Linked DNA regions of Homo sapiens: region 2 is linked to region 1. Evidence: read pairs that join two places in POLR2A ChIA-PET (ENCODE). Cell type or tissue: OCI-LY7. All regions are shown on one strand.

The links. ChIA-PET counts read pairs that join two places held together with the same protein. Peaks named below come from ENCODE experiments on the same cell type or tissue, not always from the same donor. Only the 100,000 strongest peaks of a DNase experiment are listed, where the experiment ranks them.
Region 2: POLR2A ChIA-PET joins it to region 1 with 5 read pairs; 4 of 35 experiments call an interaction of 5 or more read pairs at or near these places.

What each region holds. Positions count from the first base shown.
Region 1 is chr15:65,704,381-65,706,880 of GRCh38, reverse strand. It overlaps DENND4A (DENN domain containing 4A), which reads left to right. Exons shown (of 33, transcript NM_001320835.1): 15 at 657-790. Among named protein-coding and RNA genes, the nearest start is that of SNORD13E, 8.7 kb to the right of the region's middle. In OCI-LY7, no CTCF peak of the experiment used is centred here; DNase peaks (open chromatin) are centred at 700, 1,090 and 2,290; H3K4me3 peaks cover 1,748 bases; H3K27ac peaks cover 2,500 bases.
Region 2 is chr15:65,881,301-65,883,800 of GRCh38, reverse strand. The region is part of intron 4 of RAB11A (RAB11A, member RAS oncogene family); the gene reads right to left. Among named protein-coding and RNA genes, the nearest start is that of RAB11A, 13 kb to the right of the region's middle. In OCI-LY7, no CTCF peak of the experiment used is centred here; a DNase peak (open chromatin) is centred at 1,550; H3K27ac peaks cover 730 bases.

The DNA.
Region 1 (2,500 bases):
TACCCTATTCCTTTCCTCTTCCTCATATAGGTACTTTTCTTAGTATCCTTCTAGTATTTCTTTATGTAAATATAAGCAAAAATGAAAGGCCGGGCGCTGTGGCTCACGCCTGTAATCCCAGCACTTTGGGAGGCCAAGGCGGGCAGATCACAAGGTCAAGAGATCGAGACCGTCCTGGCCAACATGGTGAAACCCCGTCTCTACTAAAAATACAAAAATTAGCTGGGCATGGTGGCACACGCCTGTAGTCCCAGCTACTTGGGAGGCTGAGGCAGGAGAATCACTTGAACCGGGAGGCAGAGGTTGCAGTGAGCTGAGATCGTGCCACTGCACTCCATCCTGGCGATAGAGCAAGACTGTCTCAAAAAAAAATATATATATATATGTGTGTGTGTGTGTGTGTGTGTGTGTGTGTGTGTGTGTGTGTGTGTGTTATTTTCCCCTTTTCTTATTCAAAAGGTAATATACTATTTACAGTTTGCACTTTGCTATTTTCACTTAATTATTTTGGCACTCATAGAGAACTTGCTCACTCTTCTTTTTTAATAGCTGTTTAGTATCCATTGTGCAGATGGTTTATTTAACCACTTCCCTTTATATGAACACTTGGCTAACCAATGTGGCTTTTTTAATATATGTTTTTAAAACTCCTTTAGGTGGATATGGACAAGAGCGGTGAAGTACGACTTATAGAACTGGATGAATCTTTCAAAAGTGAACACACTGTTTTTGTAACACCACCTGAGATCCCCCACCTACCCAATGGTGAAGAACCCCCTTTACAGTACAGGTATTCAAGAGGCAGAATGTTTGAGATTGAAAGAGAGAAGCAATCCATCATCTGTGACGTAGCTTTCTAAGGACTGTGGTATTTTCAAAAATCCAAACTTTACAGATCCCTAATTTTTAGGTGGTAAGCAAGCTTATCCCACATCCATTATTAAGCTTTGAGGTATAAAAAGAAAACATATATAATTTTGCATAATATAGACTTGGGAAGCTCTCTAATGATGTCTGCATAAGTATCTCTCCTTGTAAATGTTGATTACATTCAGTTAGACTCCCCACACCAAATGCAGCACTAGAATTTTGATTTTTTTTTCGTTAAAGCTGGTTTCCTCACTTTCAATTCCTCTTTTCATCTCATACACAGATTGATTAATATAGCCTTGGTTTACAAAAAGATTAAATCTAATTTAGAGCCAATCTTCGTGGCCTTGATTTGTACGATATAATTTTTTAAGTTACTAATTTTTTTCATGAGTTTTAAGTCATGGAAATTCAGAATTATTAGAATTGATCATTGTTAATTTAGGGAATTTGGTTAGACACTGTGCTAAGTATACAGACTTAAACGATATATTGTCCCTGCCTTCAAGTCTAGTGAAGAAGAGAGAAAAGTCCTGAGCACAGTAAAATAAGGGCTATGATAGAGGTGAATGCATTATTTAGTTCCCAATATGCATTTATTTTTACTTAAAATTGTAGTTTCTTTTAGAGTTTAAAAGATTTCTTAATTCTCCAATAATATTTTCTTACTTTGTTTAAAGATTCTAAAAACCATTTCACATCTATCACCCATTGAATCATGGTTTGTTATTTTCATTGAAAAAGGATTTTTCAATGACATCTTTGTTTATGACTTGGATTAAATTCTTCCTTTTACAGATGAAAAAGTGGTGTGATAGATGTTTATGAATGTTGATTAATCAGAGACCACTTGATTTCTACTCTTTTCATCCAGTGATGATGATGTTTGTATCACTTTTTAAATGTCTTCTGTCAAAGATATTTAAAATATTTCTCTTAATTTCTCTCTTCCTCTCTTTGTCTTTCTAAACAAGTTCTCATTTTTTAATCTCTTTTGTACTTTATGCTTATTTGTCTTTTGGTATGTGTCACTTCGAGTTTTGTGTTTCTGTGGTTTGGTTTTAACTTTTTAATTTAAATTTTATTTTTAGATTTAGTCCTTTAACTCTAAGAAAATTTGGCCAGACGCGGTGGCTTATGCCTGTAATCCCAGCACTTTGGGAGGCTGAGGTGGGCGGATCACTTGAGGTCAGGAGTTCGAGACCAACCTGGCCAACATGGTGAAAACCCTGTCTCTGCTAAAAATACAAAAATTAGCTAGGCATGGTTGCAGGTGCCTGTAATCCCAGCTGCTTGGGAGGCCGAGGCAGGACAATTTCTTGAACCGGGGAGGTGGAGGTTGCAGTGAGCCGAGATCGTGCCACTGCACTCCAGCCTGCGTGACAGAACGAGACTCTATCTCCAAAAAAACCACATTATTTCAGCCTGTGCAACATAGCAAGACCTTATCTCTATAAATAATTTTTTAAAAATAGCTGGGCGTGGTGCTGCACACCTGTGGTCCCAGCTACTCAGGAGGCTGAGGTGGAAGGATCACTTGAGCCTGGGAGGTTGAGACTGCAGTGAGCCATCATTGAGCTACTGCACTCCAGCTTGGGCGATGGAACAGACATAAATCAAAAAATAAAAT
Region 2 (2,500 bases), 180 kb before region 1:
CCAGGCGAATCACGTGAGGCCAGGAGTTAGAGACCAGCCTGGCCAACATGGTAAAACCGGTCTCTACTTAAAATACAAAATTAGAGAGCATGGTGGCTCAGGCCTATGATCCCAGCTACCCGGGAGGCTGAGACACGAGAATTGCTTGAACCTAGGAGGCAGAGTCTTGCCTGGCAGAACAAGACTCAGGGGAAAAAAAAAAGAATTTAGTGTTCATGCTAAAAAGATATCCTGGACATATTAATTACATGGAGAAACCTAGCAGACATCACCTTAACCAAGTGGTCAAAGTTAACATCACTAGTAATTAATAGGACATCCAATTATCACAAACCTGCTGATATGATGCACTGAGAACACTTCTGTGGTGTTCCTGCCAAAAGTGTATAACTTGAGTTTAATCATGAGGAAAGAAATCAGAAAAGCCCAAAATGAGGTACACAACAAAATAACTGGACTGTACCCTTCAAAAATGTCAAGGTCAATAAACAAAAGATTGAGGAACTGTTCGAGATTAGAGGAGACTAAAGAGATATGACTGCTGAATGAAACGCATGACCTGATCTTGGACTTTCTTTGGCTAATAAGGGTATTATTGGAACAACTGGCAAAATCTGAATAAGGTCTGTAATTAAACACTGATGTGGCACTATTATCTAACTCTCTGATTTTGATAATTATACTGTGGCTATAAAAGAGAATATCCTTGTTTTTACAAAATATACACTGAAAAGTACTCAAGGATGAGGGTCATCATGTCTGCCACTTAATCTCACATGGTGCCGAAAAAATATGTATATATTTAGAGCGAAGAGAAAGAAAAGGACAAAGCAGATGTGGTAAAATATTAACATCTGAGGAATATGGGTGAAGGATATTTGCAAATTCTTTTTACTATTATTTCAACCTCTTTAAATTTGAAATTGTCAAAATGCAAAGTTAAAATAAAAAAGTAAAAGGTATGTATTAAAAACATCCTTTAGTGAACCTGAGAAAAGACAAAGCTGTACTGAAATTCAGAGGCGGAGCAATCTACCAGTCTCACTCTCATACTAGTAAACTACCTCTAAAAAAATACCATCAGCAAAATCATCTCATGGAGTCACTTTCAAATTCATGGGTGTCAAGAATGCCATGGGTCTATTCTGAAACCAACAACACAATTAACTCTGAAGTAACAATGTAAATTTTCTGATATATAATTTTACAACTTAAAATTTTTGGCCAGGCATGGTGGCTCATGCCTATAATCCCAGCACTTTGGGAGGCCAAGGCAAGCAGATGGCTTGAGCTCAGGAATTCAAGACCAGACTGGGCTCCATCTCAATTTTTAGAAATTTTAAAGCTATTTTTTCTTTCAGCAATATCAAAACACAACGTAAATACTCCCTTAAGACTGTTAACATTTAAGGTAGAATCAAGTGCAATAAAGAGTCTGTCCTCTTCACTGTTTTCTCTATGCATTCACACTTCCACTGGCATACAGGAGGAAGAAAGTTTAGAACAAACATCCTAACACCTGCAGAACAACACAGATGTCTGCTGCCACATGCAGTGATCTCTGATCCTACAGACCAACAGTGAGATTTATGCAGGAAGCTGAGGAAACAGTGAATATAGAAAGGAAAAGTGGTAGCAAGTGAAACTAAAGTCTTCTTTGCTTTCAAGCAACAATTAAGCTGTAACAAAAGTTCAATCTAGAGTGAATTTTAAGAAAAGCAACTATATGTTCATCTTTTTTTTTCTTTTTGAGACAGGATCTCACTCTGCCCACAAGGCTGGAGTGCAGTGGCATGATCTCGGCTCATTGCAGCCTAAACCTCCCAGGCTCAAGCAATCCTCCCACCTCAGCTGGGACTACAGGCGCACACACTACCATGCCTGGCTAATTTTTTTGTGTTTTTTTTTTTTTTTTTTTTTTTTAGAGACAGGGTTTTACCATGTTGCCCAGGCTGGTCTTGAACTTTTGAGATCACTGCATGTGGCAGCAGACATCTGTGTTGTTCTACAGGTGTTAGGATGTTTGAGCTCAAGCGATCCGCCTGCCTCAGCCTCCCAAAATGCTGGGATTACAGGCGTGCATCAACATGCCCAGCTCTTAAAGGGCTCAATTTTAAGTACCGACTAGTTCATGTTTGAGTGGATCAGAAGCTCAATGTTACAAAATGATGCATAAAATAGTTAACTGCAGATGGAAGACTTGGGCTCATCTTCACTTAATATCAGAATAAATGGGCCAGAATTACAGCAGAGGAGATTTGATGGAACATAAAAAATATTCCAACAATGAGGACTGTCTAAAAAGTTTTTTCAGATGAGACTTTCTGAGGCCTTAAAATGCTCACACATCTTTAAGGTAATTTAATTCACATGTTTTAAGACTATGACTCTGAGGAGCAGGGAGGTTCAGTGACTTTAGTTAAACGGGGAGTAGAAGCAAAGTGATAAAAATGTAATGCCCTAGAACTCCTGGGTCTCAATCTAGTACTCTACATGTTGA